Regions from separate parts of the Homo sapiens genome. Here region 2 is linked to region 1. A link is a loop called in an ENCODE intact Hi-C map of the cell type or tissue named here. Cell type or tissue: ovary. All regions are shown on one strand. Each heading gives the region's core, and the rest is flanking DNA. Links, peaks and the distances in the headings are about the cores only.

The links. Hi-C counts contacts between places; a loop is a spot of excess contacts. Peaks named below come from ENCODE experiments on the same cell type or tissue, not always from the same donor. Only the 100,000 strongest peaks of a DNase experiment are listed, where the experiment ranks them.
Region 2: it touches region 1 in a loop (2.0-fold over the local background); 2 of 110 quality-filtered maps call a loop at or near these places.

Annotation. Positions count from the first base shown.
Region 1 is chr2:19,071,996-19,080,121 of GRCh38, reverse strand. The region is part of intron 5 of LOC105373456 (a long non-coding RNA gene); the gene reads right to left. It overlaps LOC124907739 (a long non-coding RNA gene), which reads right to left and starts at 4,287. Exons shown (of 2, transcript XR_007086236.1): 1 at 3,856-4,287; 2 at 1-3,559. RefSeq lists a silencer at 1,180-1,474. In ovary, for the core only: no CTCF peak of the experiment used is centred there; no DNase peak of the experiment used is centred there.
Region 2 is chr2:19,180,106-19,188,231 of GRCh38, reverse strand. No RefSeq gene overlaps it. Among named protein-coding and RNA genes, the nearest start is that of LINC01376, 160 kb to the right of the region's middle. RefSeq lists enhancers at 2,475-2,974, 2,975-3,476. In ovary, for the core only: no CTCF peak of the experiment used is centred there; no DNase peak of the experiment used is centred there.

The DNA of each region.
Region 1 (8,126 bases), core at 3,598-6,097:
CCTGAGTTCCGAAGTTGTTTTCTTTTAATTGGGAATGCAATGGACATAAAAATGCTCCTGAGAAGAGTGAGACTCCTTGAATATCTGAACTGAGGAAGGCTCTACAAGTCAAACAAACCTTAAGTCAAAGGGCTGTGGGCTTGTTCTGCCCGTGTGGTCCACTGTACTTTAATTATGGAAGTGGAAAAGTTGATATAAAAATATTTTTTTAAAGAGACCATTTTCTATATGGGTTAATTCAACTTTTGTGCCATCAATGAGCCCTGGGGCAGAAACTCATACCTGTGATGTGTCCAGCATCACAACAGGTTTTGCATAGATGGAAAGAGTGTAGCATCAGCACTGATCATGGTGAAAATGGACAATGGTGAGTGAAGTAAGCTCCAGGGTTTTAATCTGATAAGAAAAATATTATTAAACATTTAATTGGGGCCTATTTTTGTGTGAGGTACTTGCATAGATGTTAACCCACTTAGTCATTATGGGCATCCTGCGGGACAGGTATTGTTCTCTCTTATAAGTCAGGGAACTGAGGGTCTTTGGTTCAATAGAAAGCCACCTGGACTGGAGTTAGAAGTGACCAGATCTTTCACTTAATGGTGGAATGGCCTTGGGGAGGTTGCTTATTCTTGGTCATCATTGTGGACTTGGCCCTTATGACGCTGAAGGCCCTTCCAGCTCTGACACCAATGGTTCTAGTTTATTCCACTGCTTGCTAGTGTATTCCACACACAGGTCAAAGACATTGCTGGCAGACATTGTGTGTTCCTTCACGTTTATGTGATTGTGGTTTACAAATAAACTCATTCTTTGTGTATGCCAACTACTCTCTTTAGAATAGACCACAGCCCAATGCCCCACCAGGAGCTGGCTCAGAAAAAGCTCCAGAGGCTACTCATGGCTGGCTTGGAAACCCGTTCTCTGAAAGAAGCCAAAGAAAGATGCCAGTTTGCTCTGCAGGGGAGAAAAGGCCTCATATAGGGTGGGACACAGGCATTCTGTGCTACTCATTCTTTAAGACCAAAGGTAATGATCAACATGCTATTTTTGGTGCCAGCCATGGCCACTGGAGTCACTACTCATTAATACTATGAATGCAACCTTCATATCCATTATGCAGAAGATAAAGGCAGCCAATAGAGCCACAAGTGCTGACTGTGTGACTCAGGCTACAGAAGGAACTTCTGTAGGAAGGGCCAGCTGCTCCCTTCATAGAGACACTTGCACAACCAGGACTTTGTATCATTCTCACTATTCACATAAGACAATGTCTCTCATTTACAAACAGAGCAAGGCTTCTAAAACAGCAATCTTAGCAGCTATCAGTGCCCTAGGGACTATTTTATGAAAACTACTTTGTGAGCCCTATCTATATATTTACACTTTAAACATTAAATTTACTCACATGTAAGCTCTTGTAGAACACATTTGTATGACCTATCCAAAGAGATGTATAAACTATCTGATGAGGCTATTTACTTACTTTAATAAATGAAACGAAACACAAAATGCTTCGAAGACTTTAAAAAATATGAAAATCCCATCATTTCCAGCACCTCAGCAGATAAAATCAGGTGGCTAATCTGGATTTCTCAGCCAATTACTCTTATGTAATGGAGTTTCTGAGAGCCTTTCTCTGCATAGTCATATAAGAACAATATGCAATATCTGCATTTGCAGACTGCCTTTTTTTTGTTTTTGTTTGTTTGTTTTTTGAGACAGAGTCTCACTCTGTCGCCCAAGCTGGAATGCAGCAGCATGATCTCTGCTCACTGCAACTCCACCTCCTGGGTTCTCCTGCCTCAGCCTCCCGAGTAGCTGGGATTACAGGTGCCTGCCACCATGCCTGGCCAATTTTTGTATTTTTAGTAGAGACAGAGTTTCGCCATGTTGACCAGGCTGGTCTCGAACTCCTGACCTTAGGTGATCCGCCTGCCTCGGCCTCCCAAAGTACTGGGATTACAGGTGAAAGCCACCATGCCCAGCCTGCAGCCTGCCTTCTGACTGGCAGTAAGTTTGCAGGACCCCAGCAAAACATTCTTATAGGGACAACAAAAGTGGAAATATATTCCTTAGACACTTGAGAGTGACAGAGTGTGGTCATACTTGGTTTCAGAAATAAGATATTCTTCGTGATGAACAAGCATTAACATTTCATGCACAACAAAACCACTCAACTCTATACCCTCACCTATTTCCTATTGGTATCTTCTCCTTATACCACAGCAATCTATGCAGGATTCCTGGTTCTACTGATCAAGTAGCCTGATGAATTCCCCAAGTGTAAATATCAACAGTTAATAAATCAATTTTCTCTTTAATGGGATAGAGGAGATACTAGTTCTGTGCAACTGGATAAAGACATTCTACTTCACCAGAACTACCAGTTTAGTGATAAACTGGATAAAGGCATTATCCAAACACCCTTCTATGTGCTAGGTGCTTACTGAGACAGAATTTACTCTAAGAGTATTTGTGTGTAAAAAAATAGGCATGGACTGTGTTGCTTTTGCAATTTAATACCCATTTCACCTCAAATATATGGCAGAAAGAACTACAAAGTTGCAAATATAAAGCTTTCAAAAGCAAAACATATTCAATCTCCCTATCCCTCTATAAAAGACTGGAATTCTCCTCAGGCATCCTTTAGATACGCTATCTAGATTTTAAAGTGTCCTTTCAATCCTCTTGTTGAATGCTAACCCCAACCTTCAGGCTGCCCTCACTTCCGATGTGACAGCAACCCTACACCCCTATCCTGACAGAAGGATGGTGGCATTGCCAGGTCCCTATTTCTCCCCCACCTTAGCTGGACGGACATTGTTGCCTTTCAGAGCAGTCAGAGCTCATCATTGTGACCTGTTTTAATCTGACATGTGACTCTTCCACATTTACCAACTCCCCTACAACCTTTTCCTTCCCAGCATCTGTAGTGGCATTAACTTCCTGTTATTTCAGTAATTAAGATAGTCACTCCCAGACGAGATTACTTCACAATATCTGCAGTAGACAAAGGCTAAAAGAGGAATTCTCCTATATTCTAGAGAGGAAAATGATGCTTGACCTTTCAGAACAGAAATGATTGTGTGGGCAAAGGAAAAGATTACTAAAGTGAAGACATCACAGTATTTGGGTCCAGATGGGCTTGGTGTCAACCTCTTGCTCTACTGCTTAGAAGTCGTGAGACTTTAGAGAGATTATTCAACTTTTCTGAGACTTTGTTTCCCTATAGGCAAGCCAAAATAAAATGTCTCCTTGATAGGATTCTAGTGTGGAGTAGGAATTCTAAGTGTCAAATATCTTGCTTACTATAGGTCCTGATGTTTTTACAATCACAGTGATTATCATGGTGGTGATGGTGGAGGTGTTGGAGATGGAAGAGGTTCTGGTGGAGGCAGTAGTGAAGGAGGAAGGTATTGGTCAAGGAGTTGCTGTTGGTGGCGGTGAAAGTGGTAGAGGCGTCATCAGTGCAGTAGTGGTTATGATGTCTCCAAGTCACACATAGAGGAACCCCAAACTTCCAGGGAGATTTCTGAGAAGAGGCTTCAGTTAGTATGAGCTATGGGAAAATAGATTTTCCTTAATTTTCTAGGTAAGTAAACCTTGAATAATAGTGCAAAGTTAGCATGCAGAGTGAAGAGTGAATTCAAATTTGGATGCAGATTTCACTGTGCACATAATCATGTGATATTAGGAAAATGAAAGAAAAAATTTTCGAGGATGAAAACACCCATCTATCTTGAATGCTAAGTTTATATCACTTAATAATGGTAGGAACACAGGGAAAGAATTAGAGAGACATGTACCACACACACACAGGTAAATATACACACACAACTACACACACTCACCTACCTTCTTTTGTTCAATTAACATTAGGAAAGAAGTATTATCAATGCCATTTTACGGATAAGAAAGCTGAGGCTCAGAAAAGGCAGGGGGCACTGTAGGAGGCTTACAGGCTTTGGCATATGACAGATATTGCACTAATCCTTTGATTTCTATGTATCAGTTGTTTGACTTTATCTCTCACTCTCCTCAAACTGCAATTTCTTCATCTTTGATAATGATGCCAATAATTGTCTTGCAGAATTGCTATGAGGAATAAACAAGATATGTTTTTGGTCTACATCATTGGCAATGTCATATAAAGAATCTAACACAATACTTGTTATTGTGTTTAACAAAACACAATATAGAAAGTTTAACAAAAGTCCTGCTTTCCATTATTCATTCATTCACATTTTAATTTATTCTTCCATCCATCCATCTATCCATATATATATTTATATATATATAAAACAAGGTGAGGTCTCACTCTGTTGCCCAGGCTAGTTTTGAACTCCTGGGCTCAAGCTGTCCTCCCACCTCAGCCTCCCAATGTGCTAGAATTACAGGCATGAGCCACTGCTCCTGCCCTGGCCCCATCTATCCTGTAATCCATCCAGCTCGGCTATACTATATGAAAATTCAAGATCAGTTTTAGTCCATGCAAAGGCTCCAAAAATTGCATCAGTTGGAAATTTTGGATTTCAAGAATTATAAAACCTGGCCCAAATCTACATAGGAATTTTATTGCTTAATGTAACCGAAACATCCAACTGTAGGTCTAGCTTTAGGCAAGGCTGAACCATGGGTTCAACTGGTGTCTCTGTGACTCAGTTTCTTTCACCCCCATCTAACATAAAACCCTGTAAGCTGGCTTCTTTCTTGGTCAGACTCTCTTTTAATGATTACAAGATCAGTAGTTTCTGAATACACATACTCCCACTTTAAGTCCAGAACAAGGATAAGATTATTTTCACAACAATATAAAGCCCGGGATTTGACTTCCAGGCAGGATGATGGATCCATTTCTGAACCAGTCACTTGCACCAGTGAGATTGGTTACTCTGTTCAGCTTCAACCAGTTTCTGATTGCCCCTGAAGTATCTGAGGCAAGTCCCGCAAACCACATGCTCTGGAGAGGCAGGAGGATTGCTTGAGGCCAAGAGTTTGAGACCAGCCTGGACAACATAGTGAAAGCTTGTCCCTGCAAAAAATTCAAAAATTAGTTGGGCATGGTAGCATGCACCTGTGGTCCTAGCTACTTGGGAGGCTGAAGAAGGAGGATCACTGGAGTCCAGGAATTTGAAGTTTCAGTGAGCTATGATCGTGCCACTGCATACCAGCCTGGGTGACAGAGTGATACTGTCTCATTAAAAAAATTGTCTTCCTTTCTCCCTATCATGTTGTATAAAATTTCATCATTTGAGATTCACTCATTGAGAACTGTAAGCATTTTCCTGTTCAAGAGCCTCTGGTAAAATTTAAATACCTCATGGAGTTCTGTCTTCATCTTCCCATACTTTATTGACAAATTATTCCAATGCAGCTACAGTTAAACAGGATAAAAATAAAAGTTACCTCAGAGGAGAGTCATAAATGTTGCCAAGTTTGGTCCAATTTCTTTATATTGTTAACATTCAATAAGAAATAACCATTCTATCTGTCATTATCACTATTGTTATCATATACAGAACTCATACAATTCTCAGAGAAGCTGTGTTAAATAGATTAAATAGATTTTCCCACTTTACAGCTGAGAACAGAATGGGGGCTAAGTGAGCCTTAGGGTAACTTTCTGGTCACACGGCTAGTTGGAGGTATACACAGGAGTTGATTCCCCCTCTGTTTGAAGTTCAGGCCTTTGTTATTTTTGCTGCTTTACTCTTCTGATTGCCAAACTCCCCAAGCCAAACTTAACTTCCCAGGAAGAAGGCCCGGTCTGAGCAAGTGCCGAGCCAGCCACAGGGCAAGTGGCCTCTAAGTGCTTGTGATGTGAAACGATGAAAATCACTCACACCATGGATAAAGAACCTGCCTGGATCCAAATGTGGACACCTGAGAGTTCCTGGGACTTATAAAAGTGGAAGCCATTCTGTTTGCCCAGGCATCAAAGGATGCTAGAGTTACTACCATGCATAATCATCCCTTGTGCACCCACAAGTGCACATAGTGAAACCTTGCCCCTGCAAAAAATTCAAAAATTAGTTGGGCAGTTGGGTCCCTGCTCCAGAACCAGTCCTGAAAGAACCTTGAGGCAGCTTCCTAGGAGCCTTTGGCCAAGGCAGAAACACTGAGGGCTCCCTTCTCTGGAGTCTTGAAGTGGCACACAGATTCTAGTTCCTTTTGGCTGGGCAAGCCCCTGTGTTTGGCTTAGGGTGAAATGTATACCACACATCTGGCCACTGGAAAGCTGGGGAGGAACGGTGTGGTCAGTGGGGCTGCAAGGCCATTTCAGGGCGGTTAAGCTGGAGTAACCCGAGTATGGCAGGGCCTGAGTCATCCTGGACTCAGGAAGCTCCCACTTGGGCGGAGTCTGACACCTGAGCTCATCTGTGGCTTTGCCCTGGCTGGCCCTGCCCTGCCCCATCTTGTCCAGTACAGCTCAGCCCAGCCAGCCCAGGCTGGGTCCTGCTGGGTTCCAGCCTGAAGGAACTGAGCCCAAACTGCAGAGCCAGGAGCTCTGAGCAAAGGCAGTGATGTCAGCAAGGGTGGGGTATGATGTGTGCACAGCCCAGGGAGGTATCTGTTTCTGGGTCCATGTGTCCATGTATAAACCCACTATCCTTGTGTGCACCTCCCTGTGACTGTCTATGTGGACATTCTGGGCATCTATGCATATATTTGCGTGAATGCCTGTGGGTGTTGTTGGCTTATGTGTCTGGGCACATTTTCCCTGGGAAATAAGAGTATAATTGCCTTTGTCACAAAATTTGATTGGTTAAAAAGCAGCGGCTATAAAGAGGTTGAAAAAAAATCTCCCTTTTGTGTAAAGTCTCATGCCGAGGGCTGAGGGAGATTTAGGAGAGTGAAAAGAATCAGCCTTTAAACTTAGGAAATGCATAGTCACCTGGGTCAAACACTTGCCTAGGAAAACTGAGCTCCTGCTCCTAGGAATGTTTGTGCAGGACCTAGGACAAGATGTCAAGGAATGGCGGTCACTGTGGTCGAGGTTACCTGAGACATCAGCCTGGGGCAGGTTGGGATGGGGAGAAGAGAGTTGCATGGCAACGATTTATTCTTTTCTCCAAGTATTGACCCCCTTTGATAAATACAGAAATGTTGTTTCTTCCTTTCATAACATCAAAATCCAAGGTATTTTAAAAATGCCTCAAAGCAGTAGGGTGAAATGTTTTTGTTGTTACTGTTGCTGCTGTTGTTCCCCACCTCTGGCAAAATCACACAGACTAGTAACACTAAGATGGGACATCCTGGCATATGGTCCTTCCGGCTCCCTCGTGGGTCTCCTCCTTCCGACCTGGTGGTGCTTGCTGGTGTCTGAGAATGCTGCTCAGATTCAGTGTGGGATGGAATCAGGCAGCCTCCCACTTGGGCTAAGCCATCACGGGCCCCTGCTCTGAAAAAGGTGGATATGACTTAAGAGAAAGCCCCTCAACTGCAAATGAGGAATTCAGGACTCAGAGAACGGGAGTCACTGAGGATTAACAGGAAGTTTAGAGAATAAAATGAGATACTTGTGAAGACTCCTTGAAGAAAGGAAGAAGGATAAAAATAGGGAGGAAGAGGGAAAGAAAAGAGAAAGAGACAGAGAAAGAGAAAGAACAAATAACACCAGATAGTACTCTGATGACACATCTGGAGAAAGGGCTTGGGACCGCTTTCTGTATCTCAAGTTACTCTGTAGGCCCCCTAATCAACTTGGCTTGCACAGCCTGTGGTGTCTCATCTGTCTGCTTAGCACCCAATCCAATAATGATAAATTCATTACCAGAGCAATAACAGCCCCACCCCTGGTGCACCCTCTGTTGTTCTCTGATAAACACCAAGAACAGGCAAGAGCCTATGTTCACTTTATTCACCACTCCAAAAAAACTTGAGAAATTCCCTTGAGGTCTACCTCTTAGATATTGAATGGAATTTTACATCTGTTACACAGGGAGTTTCCGGAGAGGCACTCAAAGTGTCCCTTGTGGAACCAGACACAGAACCTTGGATCCCAAATGTACTCAGTGAATACTTAATAAATGCATGATCACTTAAGGCATCCCACCTAGAGAACTGCCACTTTAGCCTGACAACTCTTATAGATTAAAAGTAAGGCCCCAGATAGAACCCAGGAA
Region 2 (8,126 bases), core at 2,088-4,587, 110 kb before region 1:
GTCCCTGAGAAAAGCCATTCAATATCTGTCATATCTGATAGCTACAATTGCCCATGGAAGCTCAGTATTCTGATATTCTGATGTCTTTTTTAAAAGTTAATTTCCTAAAAGGGCACGTAATATTACTAGGGGAGCCTCCTTTTCTGCTATGGAATCCCAGTAAAAGTGCACTTTTTATGATAATGTTAGTCACTGACAGGCACAGGTTAGGAAAGGTGAAATATTTTTAGATCAAATCACTAGGAAAGTATGTAAACCATAGGCTTTGGTATATGCACTTGAGTGCAGGCAGAGATGGAAATAAGGAATCTGTTGGCTCTTTATTCCTGATGAGTTCAGATTAAGTAATCATTCATCTCCATTAGTCACCCCCAACTCCCCCAACATACACACATGTGCCTACACACTGCTGTGCACACACAGGTCCAAGCCTGGTGCAAACATGGTTTCCCGTGTTCAGCCAGCAGCTTCCCACAGCTGGAATGGGGAACACCTGCATGGTGCTGCTTTGTGTCGGCTGCACTCACTCATAGGTGGCCTGGTTACCATCTGCATAGGTAAGGCCGACCAGACCTGGTCTATAACCACCAGCCCAGTTCCTACAGGCACAAAGTCAACCTGGACATAAAGCAGGCATCCTGCCATACCTGAGAGGCCTGCTTCATGTCCGTGGTTCTCTCTCACACAAAGAAGCCTATTTATTCCTCCCGCTCTCTTTCTTGATAGTCACATCTTCTCTTTGTTTTTAGTAGTTGAGTCATTCTGGGAGCTGGAGGGATAGGCTTGGGACTCAAAAATAAGTGGCTCTGTCACTGACTCATTCATTCATTTAAGAAACTGTTGTATACTGCTGTACACCAGGCTCTGCAGAGACAAACCTGCATAGAACTTCAGCCCTGACCTTCAGGGCCTCAGAGTCTAGTGGAAGAGACAAACTTGTAATCTCATAACTGCAGCCCAGTGTGATAGGAACCCTTAAATCAGTGCACATAAAGGATTTTGCAGGCATGAAAGAGAAAGCAACAGACTTCATCTGGAAGAGCTTGGGAAGATTTTACAGAAAACACTGTATCTGATGTGGGCATTGACAAAGACATAGGAGTTTGCTGGCTAGAGAAGTGGAGAAAGCTATAAAGTCACAAGTAAGAAACCACAATGCTGGTTTAGAAATGGCAGATCGGGGAATAAGAGGCAAAAGCAAATGATTTTACAATTGAATTAACTTAAAAATCAACAACTAGAAGACCTCAGGAAAATTCCCAAATATTTGGAAACTAAATAATATATTTATAAATAACTTGTGAGTCAAAGATGCAATCCAAAGAGAAAAGGAAGCATTTTGAACTGAATTGAAGTGAAAGTTAATATATCAAAATTTGTGGGAGACTGCTTAACCAGAAATTAGGGGGAATTTATAGCATTAAATGCCTCATAAAAGAAGAAAGGTCTCAAGTTTCCACCCTAAGAAGCAAGAAAAAGAAGAACAACTTAAACTCGAAGTAAGTAGAAAAAAAGAAAGAAAGATCAGAGCAGAAGTCAATGATATTAATATCAGAAAAACAGTAGAGAGAATCAGTGAGACCAAAAACAGTCTCTTTAAGAAGATTAATAAAATCAATCAACCTCTAGCCAGATTGATGAGCGTGAAAAATAGAGAAGGCACAAATTACAAATATAAGGAATGAGAAAGCTGGGATCAGTACAGATTCTACAGATATTAACAGTATAATAAGGGAATAGTATTAACAGGTTTATGTTAATAAATTCAGCAACTTAAATGAAATGGACAAATCTCTATAAAGATATGAACTACCAAAGCTCACTCAAGAATTATTAGATAATATAAACAGCCCTAGGTTTATTAAAGAAATTTAATTTGTAGTAAAAAAAGAACTTTTTTTTTTTCAGAGAAAACTCCCAGATGGTGTCACTGGTGAAATCTACCAAACATAAAAAAAAAATATGACCAGTTTTGCATACTCTCTTCTAGAAAATTTTGATGAGGAGAAACTATTATCCAACACATTCTGTGAGCTAGTAGTACTTTGATATGAAAGTCAGACAGAGACATCACAATAAAACTACAGACCAATGTTTCACGAACATATTTATGAAATTTCAAGCAAAAATTTAGTAAATTGAATATATCATGGCTAAGTGGACCTATCCAAGGAATGCAGAATTAGCATAATATTCAAAAATCAATGTAATCTATCGCATTAACATACCAAAAATTTTTAAAAATGGCAATCTCAATAAAAATAGACAATGCTTTTGAAAAAAATTTCCAACATGCATTCTTGATGAAAAAAATCTCTCAACCAATTAGAAACAGAAGAAAACTTTCTCAACTCCATAAAAAGTATCAAATTAAAAACTTTTAGTAAACACCATACTGGAAAAAGACTGAATATGTTCTCTCTAAGATCAGGAAGAAGACAAGAATGACAGCTTCAACCCCTTCTAATTAACTCTGTGCCAGAGATTGTAGCCAGTGCAATAAGGTAAAGAAAAAAAGTCACTGAGATTGAAAAGGAAAAAAATAATTCTACCTTTATTTTCAGATGACATGATCACCTATTAGAAAATTTGATGTAATCTGAAATCTCAATTAAGATGGCTGATAAGAGGCAGGACTAGCTTGCAGCTCTCGATCAGATGGATAGACCAGCGTGTGGAGACTCACATCATGAACTTTTGCTTCAAGAACTACTGTAGGAACATACCAGCAAAGCTGAGAGAACCCACAGACCCTTTGAAGGAACTTGATCACTGCTGTATGCTCCCTGGGACACCAAAAAACTGTGAGTCTGCTTGCTTTCTCAATGGGGAGGCTCGTGGTCTGGAGCAAGTTCTCAGCCCTGGTCACCGGCTGCCAAAAAATAGACTCAGTGCTGTTGGTGGGGCACTGTGGGAGTGAGACTGGCCTTTAGGACTGTGGGCTGTGTGGGAGCGGGGTGAGGCCTGTGACTACTGGCTTTTCCCCACTTCCCTGGTGAGCTGTATGACTCAGCAGAGGCAGCCATAATCCCTTTGGGAATATAACTTCACTGGACTTGGGGAACCATCCCCCATCCCCCACAGCAGCGGCAGCAAGCCCTGCCCAAGGAGGGGCTGAGCTCAGACCTGCCTATCCCTGCCCACACCTGACGGTCTTTCTCTACCCATCCTGGTAACCAAAGACAAAGGTCATAATCTCTTCAGAGTTCTATGGCCCTGCCCACCACCTGAGAAACCTGAATACTTAACCCGGTGTCCCTAGGGCAAGTTTGCATCCTACCTATATGACCACAGCTGATGTGCTCTTGAAGGTGCCACCTCTTGGCTGGAGGCCAACCAACACAAAACCAGTGCACTAAACAAAAACACAACCAAGGACCCTCACAGAGTCCACTTCACTCCCCTGCTATCACCACCGGAGCAGGTGCTGGTATCCATGGCTGCAAGACCTGAAGACAGATCACATCACAAGACATTTTTCAGACATTCCCCAGTACCAGCTCAGAGCCTGGTAGCTCCGCTGGGTGGCTAGACCCAGAAGAGAAAAAGACAATCACTATAGATTGGCTCTCAGGAAGCCCCATTCCTAGGAGAAGGGGAGGAACCACATCAAGGGAGCATCCAGTGGGACAAAAGAATCTAAATAGCAGCCCTTAAGTCCCAGATCTTCCCTCTGACATAGTCTATCCAAATGAGAAGGAACCAGAAAAACAATTCTGGTAATATGACAAAACAAGCTTCTTTAACACCACCCAAAATCGTACCACCTCACTAGCAATGGATCCGAACAATGACAAAATTTCTGAATTGCCAAAAAAAAAAGCATTCAGAAGGCTGACTATTAAGCTAATCAAGGAGGCACCAGAGAAAGGTGAAGTCCAACTTAAAGAAATCAGAAACATAATATAGGATACGAAAGGAAACTTCTTCAGTGAAATAGATAGCACAAATGAAAAATGATCACAACTTCTGGAAATCAAGGACACACTTAGACAAATGCAAAATGCACTGGAAAGTCTCAGCAATATAGTCAAACAAGCAGAAGAAAGAACTTCAGAGCTCAAAGACAAGGCTTTCAGATTAAAAAGAATTTTTTAAAACAAACGAGTCCTCCAAGAAATTTGGGACTATCTTAAATGTGCAAACCTAAGAATAATTCCTGAGGAAGAAGATAAATCTAAAAATTTAGAAAACAGCTTTGAGGGAATAATTGAGGAAACCTTCCCTGGCTTTGTTAGAGATCTAGACATCCAAATACAAGAAGCTCAAAGAACACCTGGGAAATTCATCGCAAAAAGATCATTGTCTAGACACATAGTCATTAGGTTATCTAAAGTCAAGACAAGGGAAAGAGTCTTAAGAGCTGTGAGGCAAAAGCATCAGGTAATCTGTAGAGGAAAACCTTTGAGGGTAACAGCAGATTTCTCAGCAGAAACCCTGCAAGCTAGAAGGGATTGGTGTCCTGTTTTTAGGCTCCTTAAAATAATTATCAGCCAAGAATTTTTTATCCATTGAAAGTAAGCTTCATACATGAAAGAAAGATGCAGTCTTTTCCAGGCAAACAAATGCTGAGTGCATCCACCACTACCAAGCCAGCACTAGAAGAACTGCTAATAGGAGCTTTACATCTTGAAACAAATCCACCAAAATAGAACTTCCTTAAAGTATAAATCCCACAGGATCTATATAACAACAACACAATGAAAAAACAAACAACGTATTCAGGCAAAATTAGCACAATGTATAGAATAGCACCTCACATCTCAATACTAACATTGAATGTTAATGGTCTAAATGTTCCATTAAAAGATACAGAATGGCAGAATAGATAATAATTCACCCACCAAGTTTCTGCTGTCTTCAGGAGACTCACCTAACACATAAAGACTCACATAAACTTAAGGTAAAGGGGTAGAAAAGGATATTGCATGTCAATGGACACCAAAAGCAAGCAGGAGTAACTATTCTTATATCAGACAAAACAAACTTTAAAGCAACAGCAGTTGAAAAGGACAAAGAGGGACATTATATAAGGATGAAAGGACTAGTCCAACAGGAAAATATCGCAATTCTAAATATATATGCACCTAACACTGGAACTCCCAAATTTGTAAGAAATTTACTGCTAGACCTAGTAAATGAGATAGACAGCAACACCATAATAGTGGGGGACTTTAATACTCCACTAACAGCACTGGACAGGTCATCAAGACAGAAAGTCAACAAAGAAACAATGGACTTAAACTATACCCTACAAGAAATGGACTCAAGAGATATTAGAAAACATTCTACCCAATAACCACAGAATATACACTCATTCATTAGCACATGGAACATTCTCCAAGATAGACCATATGATAGGCCACAAGACAAGTCTCAGTAAATTTAAGAAAATCAAAATTATATTAAGTACTCTCTTGGACCACAGAGGAATAGAATTGGAAATCAACTCCAAAAGGAACCCTGAAAACCATGAAAATACATGGAAATTAAATAACCTGCTCCTCAATAATTGTTGGGTCAACAATGAAATCAAGATGGAAATTTAAAAATTCCTTCAGCTGAACAATAATAGTGACACAATCTATCAAAACCTCTGGGATACAACAAAAGCAATGCTAAGAGGAAAGCTCATAGCATTAAATGCCCACATCAAAAAGTCTGAAAGAGCACAAATAGATCATCTAAGCTTACACTTCACGAAACTGGAGAAACAAGAACAATTGACCCCCAAACCCAGCAGAAGAAAAGAAATAACGAAGATCAAAGCAGAAGTAAATGAAATTGAAACAAAAATACAGTACATAAGATAAATGAAATAAAACCTGGTTATCTGAAAAGATAAATAAAATTGACAGGCCATTAGCTATATTAACCAAGAAGAGAGAAGATTCAAATAAGCTCAGTTAGAAATAAAGTGGGAGATATTGCAACTGATACCACAGAAATAGAAAAGATTATTCAAGGCTACTGTGAACAGCTTTATGCGCATAAACTAGAGAACCTAGAGGAGATAGATAAATAACTGGAAATATTCAACCCTCCTAAATTAAACCAGAAAGATGTGGAATCTCTGAATAGACAAATAACAAGCAGTGAGATCGAAATGGTATTTAGAAAATGGCCAATAAAAAAGTTCAGGACCAGATGGATTCACAACTGAATTCTATAAGACATTCAAAAGAATTGATACCAATCCTATTGACACTTTTCCAAAAGATAAAGAAAGAGGGAATCCTCCCTAAATCATTCTGTGAAGCCAGTATCACCCTATTACCAAATCCAGGGAAGAATATAACATAAAATGAAAACTGCAGACCAATATTCCTGATGAAAATAGATGCAAAAATCCTCAACAAAATGCTAGTGAACCAAATCCCACAGCACATCAAAAAGATAATCCACCGTGATTAAGTGGGTTGCATACCAGGGATGCAGGGACGGTTTAACATACATAAACCAATGAATGTGACACACCACACAAACAGAATTAAAAACAAAAATCACATGATCATGTCAATAGACACAGAAAAAGCATTTGACAAAATCCAGCATTGCTTTACGATTAAAACCCTCAGCAAAATTGGCATAGAAGGGACGTACATTAAGGTAATAAAAGCTATCTCTGACAAACCCACAGCCAATATTATACTGGATGGAGAAAAGGTGAAAGCATTCCCACTGATAACTGGAACAAGACAAGGATGTCCACTTTCACTACTTCTATTCAACATGGTACTGGAAGTCCTAGCCAGAGCAAACAGACAGAAAAAAATAAAGAGCATCCAAATCGGTAAAGAGGAAGTCAAACTGTCCTCTTTGCTGATAATATGATCGCATACCTAGAAAACTCTAAAGACTCATCTTAAAACCTCCTAGAACTGATGAATAAATTCAGCAAAATTTCAGGATACAAAATTAATGTACACAAATCAGTAGCTCTGCTATACACCGACAATGACCAAGCTGAGAATCAAATCAAGAACACCCAACCCCTTTCACAATAACTGCAAAAATAAAATAAAATACTTAGGAATATACCTAACCAAGGAGTTGAAAGAGATCTACAAGAAAAAGTACAAAACACTGCTGAAAGAAATCCTAGATGACACAAACAAATGGAAACACATCCCATGGTCCTGGATGGGTAGAATCAATATTTTGAAAATGACCATATTGCCAAAAGCAATCTACAAATTCAATGCAATTTCCATCAAAATACCACCATCATTCTTCACAGAACTAAGAAAAAGCAATCCTAAAATTCATATGGAACCAAAAAGTAGCCCACATAGCCAAAGCAAGACTAAGCAAAAAGAACAAATCTGGAGGCATCACTCTACCAGACTTCAAACTATACTGTAAGGCCATAGTCATCAAAACAGCATGGTACTGGTATAAAAATAGAGACATAGACCAATGGAACAGAATAGAGTACCCAGAAATAAAGCCAAGTACTTAGAGCCAACTGATCTTTGACAAAGCAAACACAAACATAAAATGGGGAAAGGACATGTAGAAGAATGAAACTGGATCCTCATATCTCACCTTGTACAAAAATCAACCCAAAATGAATCAAAAACTTAAATCTAAGACCTGAAACCATAAGGATTCTAGAAGATAACCCTGGAAAAATCCTTCTAGTTGCTGGCTTAGGCAAAGACTTCCAAGAACCAAAAAACCAAAGCAAATGTAAATGCAACAAAGAACCAAAAACCCAAAAGCAAATACAACAAAAACAAAGATAAATAGATGGGACTAAATTAAACTGAAAAGCTTCTGCACAGCCAAAGAAATAATCACAAGAGTTAACAGACAACTCACAGAGTGGGAGAAAATCTTCACAATCTAACGAGGGGTTAATATCCAGAATCTACAAGGAACTCAAACAAATCAGTAAGAAAAAAAAAAAAGAAAAAATAAACCCATCAAAAAATGGGCTAATGACATGAATATGTAATTCTCAAAAGAAGATATGCAAATGGCCAAAAAGCATATGGAAACATGCTCAATATCACTAACTATCATGGAAATGTAAATCAAAACTACAATGCAATACAACCTCACTCCAGCAAGAATGGCCAAAAAAAAAAAAAAAAAAAGATAGATAGATGTGGTAAAAAGGG